Regions from separate parts of the Homo sapiens genome. Here regions 2 and 3 are each linked to region 1. A link is a contact called in ENCODE Hi-C or POLR2A ChIA-PET data. All regions are on one chromosome and are shown on one strand. The core of a region is the stretch at or near the end of the contact, and the rest is flanking DNA. Distances in the headings are between cores, read along the strand shown. Region 1 has its middle 51 kb from the start of GTF2H5. Region 2 overlaps TULP4 (TUB like protein 4). Region 3 overlaps TULP4 (TUB like protein 4).

Evidence for each region. A loop is a pair of places that touch in the nucleus more often than their neighbours do. ChIA-PET counts read pairs that join two places held with the same protein, here RNA polymerase II (POLR2A). Pooled maps may share reads with other maps.
Region 2: a map of Caco-2 shows a loop between it and region 1 (5-fold over the local background). The contact joins two enhancer-like sites. A Hi-C loop is called at or near these places in 5 of 168 maps with a recorded cell type or tissue (Caco-2, IMR-90, chondrocyte and 2 more), 1 of 37 single-sample maps with no recorded cell type and 6 of 50 pooled maps. POLR2A ChIA-PET finds 5 or more read pairs at or near these places in 7 of 52 experiments (A549, AG04450, PC-9 and 4 more).
Region 3: a map of A673 shows a loop between it and region 1 (3-fold over the local background). The contact joins two enhancer-like sites. A Hi-C loop is called at or near these places in 5 of 168 maps with a recorded cell type or tissue (A673, GM12878, IMR-90 and 2 more), 23 of 37 single-sample maps with no recorded cell type and 10 of 50 pooled maps. POLR2A ChIA-PET finds 5 or more read pairs at or near these places in 5 of 52 experiments (AG04450, GM10248, PC-9 and 2 more).

What each region holds. Positions count from the first base shown.
Region 1 is chr6:158,217,291-158,221,113 of GRCh38, reverse strand. No RefSeq gene overlaps it. Among named protein-coding and RNA genes, the nearest start is that of GTF2H5, 51 kb to the right of the region's middle. Within about 2 kb of position 1,758, at least 3 of the 41 ENCODE cell types and tissues checked have a DNase peak (open chromatin) inside an H3K27ac peak, as active enhancers do; they include PC-9, where a contact is called at or near this core.
Region 2 is chr6:158,495,204-158,499,026 of GRCh38, reverse strand. It overlaps TULP4 (TUB like protein 4), which reads right to left. Exons shown (of 14, transcript NM_020245.5): 12 at 215-358. Among named protein-coding and RNA genes, the nearest start is that of TMEM181, 63 kb to the left of the region's middle. Within about 2 kb of position 2,131, at least 2 of the 41 ENCODE cell types and tissues checked have a DNase peak (open chromatin) inside an H3K27ac peak, as active enhancers do.
Region 3 is chr6:158,473,444-158,477,266 of GRCh38, reverse strand. The region is part of intron 6 of TULP4 (TUB like protein 4); the gene reads right to left. Among named protein-coding and RNA genes, the nearest start is that of TMEM181, 85 kb to the left of the region's middle. RefSeq lists enhancers at 1,338-1,417, 1,438-1,517, 1,838-1,887, 1,935-2,507. Within about 2 kb of position 1,851, at least 8 of the 41 ENCODE cell types and tissues checked have a DNase peak (open chromatin) inside an H3K27ac peak, as active enhancers do; they include PC-9, where a contact is called at or near this core.

The sequences.
Region 1 (3,823 bases), core at 509-3,008:
AGTAGTCCTGAGTCGGAGAACCGCTCCTCCAGGAAGGCTGCGGTGCCCGCGGCTGCTGCTGCCACCTTGTGGCCGTGAGAGGACACAGCCAACACAGTGAGGCCGGAGGACCAGAGACAATGGCCAGGTCACTGTCCCTCTGAAACAGCCAACCTGTGTATGTGCCACATGCCTTCACCATCTTTAAACCTCTTGTTCTCTGAGATGAGAAACTCCCTTGTTCCTTAAACAATTTTAGGTTGGGCTTTCTCGTACATACAAAATCTTCCCAGCTGTTTCAAGTTTGCCCTGAGGACCTCAGTAATTTTTTTTTTTTTTTGGCAATGTCTCCTTCTGTCACTCAGGCTGGAGTGCAATGGCACGATCTCGGCTCACTGCAACCTCCACCTCCCGGGTTCAAGCGATTCTCCTGCCTCAGCCTTCCGAGTAGCTGGGATTACAGGCGCGCACCACCATGCCCGGCTAATTTTTGTATTTTTAATAGAGACGAGGTTTCACCATGTTGACCAGGCTGGTCTCGAAGTCCTGGCCTCATGTGATTTGCCCACCTCGGCTTCCCAAAGTGCTGGGATTACAGGCCTGAGCCATTGCATCCGGTCCTCAATGACTTTTCTATGCACTGTTTGTTACCAGGTCTTTGTGGATGATGACACTATTTTCCAAATGAAGACACTGAAGCCTTAAGACAAAACTTTAAAAAAAAAGATCATAGATTGAAATGTGATAAAGGTGTCATTCATGAAATTAACAGAAATCATCAGCACTGTAAAAAAGCAGATGTCAAAAAGACAAAACCTAGTGAAAATACACTGGCACTCACATGCTCTTAGGAAAGTAAGCCTTCTAATTAGGACTGTGTGCCATTATCACTTCTATTTTGCAAAATTGTCCATTTTTATGTAAATGCTAGCCATTTTCAGTTTTACTCAGTAAAAAACTTAGATTTTGTAACTGCAAACTTCATACTCTGCAACTGATGTTTATTAATAGGACCAATGGATACAAATGTCATGTCATAACTTTATACTGTAATTAAGCATTGCTCCAAAGAGAATCACTTAGCAGACACTGAATAAATAAATTTTGTTATATTAAAAAAAAGCCACGCACTGTAGCTCAGCCTTGTAATCCCAGCAATTTGGGAGGCCTAGGTGGGAAGATAGCCTGAACCAAGGAGTTTATATATATATGTATTATATAACATATATAATACATATGTTATATATGTTATAACTGGGCAACACAGGGAAACGCCCATCTCTAAAAAAATTTTTAAAAATTAGTCAGGCATGGTGGCACAGGCTTGTAGTCCCAGCTACTCAGGAGGCTGAGGTGGGAGGATTGCTTGAACTTGGGAGGTTGAGGCTACAGTAAGCCATGATCATGCCATGGCACACTCCAGCCTGGGTGACAGAGCAAGACCTTGTATCAGAAAAAAAGAAAAATAAGGTAAACAAAACAAAAAAAATTAGATGGAGGAAGATAATCTCTGAAAGACTTAAACATTTAAGTATTATATAAGTATTAGACCACAAAAGTAAGCAATCCCAGCAGTGATTTATCTATGTCGAAATAATCTTACTCACAGCTGCAAAATCATGCAAGTGTTTTGGGTATTGCAGCAGAGACAGCTAATTGTACACCACGAGTCCTCTCATGTGATAGAACTGTAACCAGGAAGTCTCTGCCCAGCAAGAGACTGTATTTCCTAGTACCTCCCTACCTCCAAGTGGAGCCATGTGACTGATACTTGCAATCGGAATGATGTATCTCACTCCTGGCCAAGGCAGTTAAGAAATGGGTGTGTTTCTCCACATGTTCTCTTCCCCTGCCAGCCAGCTAGGTGTAAAGAACTTGAGGCCCTAGAGAATGAAGCCACCAGATGGAAAGGGCTGGGATTCCTGAATCACTTGTGATGGAGGGCTGACTACCAAGAAACATCTACATGGGACTGCTAAAGGAGTATAAAATAATCCCAGTGAAGTGGGAGCAGAAAAAAAAAAGTTAAAAAATAAAGACAAAAAACAGAAGAATAAAAACAATTTTAAAATTCCATTTTGTGAAGTCTCTGAAAACTACGCTAATATTAACATAGATACTAAGCTATTTTGAAGCACTGAAGCTCTACGTAGGCATCAGGAACATTTTGGGCCTTAGGAGAAAAAAGAGCAAGTTTCATGTTTACTGTTTTTTCCCTATTCCCATGCCGAGCCCAGCAGCAGGTAGTGAGTATGTGATGAATAATTGAATGGATGGTAAATAAACAAATTAACAGATGAATGGATGAGTGAATGGATGGATAAATTAGGAATTCACATAAAAATTGTCTTATTTCATTTTCTGTTGCTCTAAATGGAATATCACAGATGGGGTAATTTATTAAAAAGATGTTTATTTGGCTCATGGGTTCTGGAGGCTGGGAAGTCCAAGAGCATGGCACCAGCATCTGGTGAGGCTCATCCCATGGCCAAAGCCAGAGATGCAAGGCATCACATGGCAAGCAAGCACATGAAACAGAGTGGGGAATTGGGGTCGAACTTATCCTTGTATTAGGAGCCCACTCCCTCTAAAACTAAGCCACTCCCATAATAATAGCCTTAGTCCATTCAGAGGGCTGAGCCCTCATGGCCTAATTACCTCTTAAAGGCTCCACCTGTCGGCCAGGCACAGTGGCTCACGCCTGTAATCCCAGCACTTTGGGAGGCCGAGGCAGGTGGATCATAAGGTCAGGAGATCGAGACCATCCTGGCTAACACGGTGAAACCCCAACTCTACTAAAAATACAAAAAAATTAGCCGGACATGGTAGCAGGCACCTGTAGTCCCAGCTACTTGGGAGGCTGAGGCAAGAGAATGGCATGAACCTGGGAGGCAGAGCTTGCAGTGAGCTGAGATAGCACCACTGCACTCCAGCCTGGGAGACAGAGCAAGATTCTGTCTCAAAAAAAAAAAAAAAAAAAAAGCTCCACCTGTCAATGTGGTCACAATGGCAATGAAATTTCCTTTTTTTTTTTAAACAGTGTCTTGCTGTGTCACCCAGGCTGGAGTGCAGTGGTGCAATCTCGGCTCACTGCAACCTCCACCTCCCAGATTCAAACGATTCTCCTGTCTCAGCCTCCTGAGTAGCTGGGATTACAGGCGCACGCCATCATGCCTGGCTAATTTTTGTATTTTTAGTAGAGATGGGGTTTCACCAATGTTGGTCAGGCTGGTCTTGAACTCCTGACCTCATGATTCGCCCACCTCGGCTTCCCAAAGTGCTGGGATTACGACGTGAGCCACTACGCCCAGCCAGCAATGAAATTTCAACATGAGTTTAGAAGGGGACATTCAAATCATAGCAAAAGCTACAATAGTCTCAAATAAAATAATACTAAACATTTGTGGGAAAGGTTCTACAGATTAACTAGTATTTATTTATGTATATTTTAGGTAAAGAGAGAACTAGAGAAAGCTATGCTAAAAGGTAGTGAGTTTTCCTGGAGATACTAAAGACTAGACCAAGCAACAACTTGGCAGGGGTAGAACATGGGACAGAGAAGGTTCAAGCTTGGAAAGGTGGTTGGACTAGTTTTGCCTTGATATTACCTGACCTTTAAATAAAGTGATGAGGGATACTAGTTAAGGATTCTATCTTTAGCAATTTTAATAATGAGTGCTATTTTTAGGTTTTTAATTATTATTTTAAGAAGTACAAATATGAGATGAAAAATTCATATTTCTAAATGATTTCAGATCACATACCAAACGAATCATCATAAACTGAGTACATTTAATTATAGGCAAGAGTCCCTACACGAAATCATCAACCACTGAAGTTCAGG
Region 2 (3,823 bases), core at 882-3,381, 280 kb before region 1:
GTGCTCCAGCAGCTCCCCTCCTGCCAACACTGGTGCCAACCTGTGACTTTTCCCCTGGGACACAACATCACATCTACCAACCTTACTGAGGCAGGGATACCTTTTCCAAACCCAGGTAGCAGACTGAAATCCTCAACAACTTGCCGCTCTGTCCCCCTTGCATGATCTACTGACAGAGGGACCGTGACAAACACGTTGATGTATGTGAACACACCTGGTAAATCATCTTCATCTTCACTGAAAACATTTGGGTTGAAGACAGGTAAATTAATATAGTCCATGGAAATTTTCCGAACTTCTGGGAGATAAATGGTCATCTGCCGCGGCTGGAGATGCAGGAGGCTGGTTTTATAGATTACTGGTGGGGAAAAAGAAGGGCACAGTTAACAGAGACACACCAGAGCAGAGCCAAAGTGTCAAGAGAGTCACAGGAAGAAGAGCGCACTGCAGTTTCCCTGCCATCAGAAGACAGATCTGTGTAGGCAGGGCCCAGAGGCTGAGAGGAGCTCTTCATTTCTCCCTAGTACTCAATGCGACCATACTAGCCACAGTTCTGGATTCAGTAACAGCAGATTCCCGGTCTAGCTTGGCCTCCTTGCCAATGGTTTGTCTACAGAACTACAAATTTCAAATGTTAAAAACATTTTAGACACAAATCATTTCTTTTGGAATAAGCTAGGGTATAAAAACATATTTTTTAAAAACCTCATTTGCAGTCAGAAGGATGATTGAATGGAAATAGTTGTGACAACCAGACTGCCAAACAAGGGAAGCTTGGGCAACCAAGAAACTGTGTGAAAGCAATGTTGAGATGGGGGTGGCATGGTTTCATGTAGGAATAAAACATAGCCTTCATTTCGGCTGGAACCTTGGTTTACTGGCTTTCAATTTTAATCTAACCATCAGGATAGAGATTTATAGGGAATTTCCACACAGTTGTTTTTTTAAAACCTCAAGATTTAATTTGATTAACAGGGACATGTAGGAGAAGGCCTAGATTGCAACTAAAATATTTAGAGGAGACAAAATAAGTTTAAATATAATGAATCTGAATTTAAGTTTCACAGTAGTTAAAGTCGGGGTGAAACTGCCCTGTGAACTTGCTTTTGTGTTCAATAGTCTCTCCTGTGAGACAGGTAGCACAAAGCTTCTTTATTCTAGCTCCATGGCGGTCACCTTAACACTTAGCGGCTGACCTGCAGCATGACTGCGGCACAGCAGGCCTCCTTTGTCGAAGCATCTTTGCGGGGCTGGCCCATGGACTGGTATGGGTTAAGGTAACTTCTCCTGCCCAATAGCAGGAAAGGCCCTAGGCATGTGTTTCTCTCTCTTGTCCACAAAGGAAAGATAATATGAATTTTGGTTTAAAAATACTGTGTGGTTCCATATGACTTAAGAATGAATGTATTAAAGTGTTATTCTTTGTTGTTCACATTGACAAAGCAATTTTTAAAAAAATTCTAGGAGGGATTAGAAAAATACCATCAGTTACCTCCAGGAAAGAAAAGTAGGTGGCTGATGGTGAGAATGACAGAGATTTTTACTATAGACCCCTCTGAATGCTTTGAATTTTGTAGAATCTACTGTGTATTGTTAAAATGCCAAAAATTCAAAATAAAAAAATTTCATGGGCCAGATCATTCTAATTAAAGAAAACAAATTATCCAACCTGGGGAACAGCACTCACTTTTTAAGTTCACTAGAGTGCCATATACTGTCTTTGAAAAGATTATTTAATGGGGTACCACATATAACATACCTTCTAGTATTCAATAGTTAATTTCTGTTCTCTAGTATTAATAGAATCAAGTGGAAAATTCTTTTACCTTGACAAAGTAGCTCTATGGATCAAAATACTATTTTTAAAAAGATCAGGATGAGCATGGTAGCTCGCACCTGTAATTCCAGCACTTTGAGAGGCCAAGATGGGGGTATGGCTTGAAGCCAGGAGTTTAAGACCAGCCTGGACAAAATAGTGAAGTCCTATCTCAACCAAAAATTTTAAAAAATTAGCTGGGCATGGTGGCATGTGCCTTGTCTACAGTCCTAGCTAGTACAGGCTGAGGTGGGAGAATCACTCGAGCGCAGGAGCTTGAGGCTGCAGTGAGCTGTGGTGGCGCCACTGCACTCTAGCATGGGTGACAGAGCCAGGCCCTATCTCCCTGCACCCCCCAAAAAAGGCCAGCATTTGTCTCAAAGGCTCTCACATGCTCTCTCATTGTAAGATCTTTACTGGCTTATCTGTGGACCTTCTCAACATCCAAGAATGAAAAGACCCATTTAGTAAATTCTCACTTCCATTCCCTTTTTCAATATTTACCATAGGCAGATGGCTAAGTTCTCAGCTTACTGATGTGGGAATAATCATGATAGCTAAACAGTAGTTATTAAAAATCAGCCTTATCTAATCAATAGGGCACTAACGAGTAACTGAACAACAAGCATTTGTGGTCATCAGAGTGTTTCCAGGTTGCTGAAAATATTATGAGAGATTTATTTGCATTATGTACAGGGATGGTCCATTGTGATTCCCTAAGTCAGTTTCATGTTTAAATTTTATTCCTCTTTTTCTTTGAGCTCAGAAACTTCAAAATGAAAAACTCAAATGCAGCACTATTTAAAAAATCTGTGAAATGCCTCATAGCAATAGGTCTTTCTAACATCTAATCTGTAAGAATAATTTATTTTAAAGGATCTGTGTATGAACTGCTTCATACAACTCATACACAGATTCAGAATTTTTCAAAAACCAGTTTTAGTAGGTTACGCACAGCACGCTCAAAATGGAGGGCCACGGCCCCCCTGGCTGAGCTGGCCTTGCAGACAGACGTGTACGACATGCAGTGATTCTGCAACTGGGAAAGATGCGGGGAGCAACACAGCTCCTCAACTCACATAGGGACCTCCCCAACAGAAGGAAGTTGCTCTGGAATGGACCTTCTGCCATTTTCACGTCATTACTGTCTCTGGGGTAAATATAACAAGGTATTGCAACTCATTTGGGCAGGAGGGCAGATCCGAATACATGTTCATGTTCTGGCCTGGCTTTTACTCCCTTGGCTCAGTTTTCCTCTGTTTCAAACTTGCCATGGACAGGGTATTTATCTAGTACTGAGAAATGAAATTCAGAAAAATTTACCACCAAGAATTGTACCAATAGTCAGCTAATCTTTTTTTTTTTTTCTTGAGACGTAGTTTCGCTCGTGTTGCCCAGGCTGGAGTGCAGTGGCGTGATCTCGGCTCACAGCAACCTCCGCCCCCTGGGTTCAAGTGATTCTCCTGCCTCAGCCTTCCAAGTAGCTAGGATTACAGGCAGGCACCACCATGCCAGGCTAATTTTGTATTTTTAGAAGAGAAAGGTTCTCCATGTTGGTCAGGCTGGTCTCAAACTCCCAAACTCAGGTGATCTGCCAACCTTGTATTCCCAAAGTGCTGGGATTACAGGCGTGAGCCACTGCACTCAGCCTTAGCTAACTACTTATAGTCTCTAATGCTTTCTTCTCCACTTTCTTCAGGAGTTTACCAAAAATCCGCCCACAGCAAAAGGCCTAGAAGTCAAAGTTTTGAGAAATCTATACGAGCTGTGATACAAATTTTGGCTATTGCTATCATTTTAATATTTCTATTGTTTTTATGAGTCAGGGCTTATAGCAAAAAATGAAAATCCCGCTGGCGACCAGGCGTGATGGCTCATGCCTGTCATCCCAGCACTTTGGAAGGTTGAGGTGGGCAAATTGCTTGAGCTCAGGAGTTTGAGACCAGCATGGACAATGTGGTGAAACCCTGTCTCTACAAAAAATACAAAAATTAGCCGGGCATGGTG
Region 3 (3,823 bases), core at 602-3,101, 260 kb before region 1:
CTATCTCTGTATAACAGTTGATGATATATTTTATATAAAATTATCATAAGTATGTGTCTCTTATATCTTTGTACCAAGAACTTAAACCACTCACACAGACCTTCAACTAGATGAAAATCAGCTTTGTTACCTTTATATATATAATTACCACCCATCCTGACAAAAACAACCTTGTCTGCAAAACTACATTCCAACAGCAAGCACATCAAATGCTCACATACCTGAATTCACTGCATCCGTTCTACTCTCCCACATGAATAACATTATTCTCATCTAACATATGAGGTTAGAGAGGCTAAGGCAGGCTAGGTACCTTGTTATAGTAATAAATGGTGGAAGAGCTGTGATTCTCATCCCTCCCCAGCTCCACTGCTGGTCCTTATCTTACTACATGGTGCTGACTCTCTGAAGTGCCAACATATTGATACCACAGCCTAAAGAATGCGTAATACTCCACTGAAAAATTTAACCATTTGTCCATCACATACAAAATCGTGAGCCCCAGATGGCCCCTTAGTCCATTTGGTCAAAGCTGCTTTACTCAGAAACAAACCAAACATGTCTATAGAAAAGGCAAATAGGAAGAGAAACAGGCTGTTTACACAGCATATAAATAAATGATCTGCGGGGTTCATCACAGCAGAAGAGAGCCCACAGGTAATTAGGCAGGTAGCATGGTTGGATGAACACGGAACACAGTCGCTGGCACATCTCGAAGGCGAGGGAGGATGGTGTGACTCCAAACCAGGTAGCGCATTCGCTCGGACGACTTGGAATTCTCAGCCAAGCAGGAGTGAGAAGACGCGAAAGATTAAAGGATGGAACATTAGAACCTGGGAGAAAAAGGGCTGAAATTATTTAGCCTGGAGAAGTGAGGTCTGCAGGGTCTCAAAGGAATAATTATTATCTAGGGCAACGTTACCAGGAAATCCCCTCTTCTAAGAATGGGACAAGAACACCAACACAGGAATTTACATTAAATTAATTAGGGTGCAGCACTCATTTACTTGCCCAAGTAAGTGAAAACTTACTCTGGGAGAGGGCAGGGCACGGACACATTGATTTAATTTAATTTAGTTTGTGTAGCATATAGTCCATGTAAGATGATAAAGCAGCAAAATAAACGCTGGTACCTTTGCCATAATAATTTTAAGGCTGTGCTAGAAAAACGGGGAAGGAGTGACAGATAACAAGAACTGCCCCTCTTGTCTGAAGATTCTGAGTCATCACTGACCTGGGGAAATGAATGACTGTGATGACTGTTTGGTCAGAAGTGAGGCAGCAGGGTATGACTTCTCAGGACCCCTGTAAGTCCACAGAAAGTCCCTAACAGGTCATCTTACTTTTTAAAAGTCACATTTCTGCTGGTGTTAATTTTTCCCTGGCTGTTTACTGGTATTCCAGCCTATAAAGCCCTCGCTACAAATGTTCTGTAGTTTTGGCAAGAACAAGAGTCAAATGGCGCTAACTGCATGTGGCCACAGACACGGGGCGGGGCGTTCACTAACGCTAGTCCTGATTTTGCCACCTCACAGTCATCAATTTCCATCACTCTGTCCTCTAGGTTCATGGGTGATGGCAGAACATGAACACACTGTCTGCAGGCCCACAGACCTCACCCATGCTGAAGGTACCTCCTCCCTAAGAACCTCCGCCTACTAGGCTGAGCCGCAGCAGAACAGCACAGCTCTTCAAAGCTCCCAGATTCACGTTGTGTTTGAACAGCTGCTGTCTGCTAGGGAAAAACTCAATTGTAAGTTTGCGGTCTTAATCTCTTTCTCAAATCCCATAAAACGACTATTTTTAGAACTGATGGCTAGAACTGTGAAGCAGATGACATTCAAATCTTAATTTGCATAGGGAGGTTCACATATTTTACACGTCTAAATCTGAGGCAAAAGTGCAAGAAACTGAGCTGCATTTCAGGGAGTGTGGGTCTGGTGGAACAGGGAGAACCACTGCTCAGCTGGAAAGGACAAACTCTAGGCCACAGTGCTGGAGGCGAGTGGCCCATGGAGGGGCAGGCTTCTCCTCTGGCTTCTCCCCCTCAATGCTGAGGCTGAGCCCCGGAAAGGAAAAGATGCGGGCCAGCCCTGCCTCACCTCCCACCAGGGAGTGTGGCAATCAAGGCCTGGTGCCCGTTCCTTACTCTGCCACCTCTCCTCCTGCTAGTACACAAGACATGCCATGCGTCCAGCCAATCATTTTTTTATCTACTGAGCTGTTAGTCATTAGATAAATATTTGCTAAATGTATACAAATGGACAGATCCATGCTAGTTATAAGGGGACTGACAATGAATCAAATACATTCTCTGCCCTTGTAGAGCTTACATCCTGGCGTGGCAGGGAGAGAATAAATACAGGTGAAGTATCCTTAATCTGAAAATCTGAAACCCAAAATGCTCCAAAATCTGACTTTTGGAGTGCCAACAAGATGCTCAAAGGAAATATTCATTGGAGTATTTCGAATTTTCAGATTTGGGATGCTCACCTGATACAATGCAAATATTCTGAAATTAAAAAGAAATCTGAAATCCACAACAATTCTGGTCCTAAGCATTTCAGATAAGGAGTACTCAACCTGTATCTCAGTATCTGTGACAGGAACTACCTGATAACGTGAGGTAGTGAAATTCCGTGAAGTAAAAAACAGTGTTGAGCGAGAGCCAGAGCAACAGCAAGGGGGTCTTTTTGAAGAGAGGGAGCAGGGAGGCTGCCCTGGAGGTGGTTTGAGCAGAGGCCTGGCTGAGAGGAGAAATCTATTTAATTGGAATTGAAAGCTTCCTCACTATATTACTATTTTTGTATATAGCAGTGAGTTGGATAGAGTCTTCTGAAAATGTAGGAGGAACAAAAACCAACTATACTGGTCCTGGACAGGGAAAACCAGGCAGTGCCAGCACAGGGTTTCTGGATGACTGAGGGAGGCCTTGGGCTGAGGACTGGCTACCCGGCCACCGAGGAGGCAGATTCCTGGGACAGTCGGAGGCTCTCCAGCCTCCCTCTCCACCCTTTGTTTGTTCTTTCTGTAGCTCTCCCTAAGAAGGATGGGGGATCTGTCTTGAAGAAAATGCACCTAGTAGGATGAAATGTTTTATGTCTGTACAAACATGTGCAAAATAGTTCACTTTAAAACAGAAGAAGGGCAAGGTGCAATGGCTCATGCCTATAATCCCAGCACTTTGGGAGGCTGAGGCAGGAAGATTGCTTGAGGCAAGGAATTCAAGACCAGCTTGGGCAACATAGCAAGACCCTGTCTCTACAAAACAAATTTTCAAAATTAGCTGGGTGTGGTGGTGCACACCTGTAGTCCTAGCTACTTGGGAGGCTGAGGCAGGAGGATCGTTTGAGCCCAGGAGGTTGAGGCTACAGTGAGCTATGATCATGCCACTGCACTCCAGCCTGGGAGACAGTGAGACTCTGTTTATAACAAATTTTTAAAAGGCCAGGCATGTTATGGCTCACTCCTGTAATCCCAGCACTTTGGGAGGCTGAAGCAGGAGAATCAGTGAGGTCAGGAGTTTGAGACCAGCCTGACCAACATGGTGAAACGCTGTCTCTACTAAAAATACAAGAAAATTAGCCGGGCGTGGTGGCACATGCCTGTAGTCCCAGCTACTCGGGAGGCTGAGGCAGGAGAATCACTTGAACCCGGGAGGCAGAGGTTGCAGTGAGCTGAGATCGCGCCATTGCACACCAGCCTAAGCAACGAGAGCAAAACTCTGTCTAAAAACAAACAAACAAAAACAGACCAAGTTGGTGATCGGTCACCGTCAAACTACGTTGGTTGGAGCCACAGACAATTTTGAATACAAAGTTAT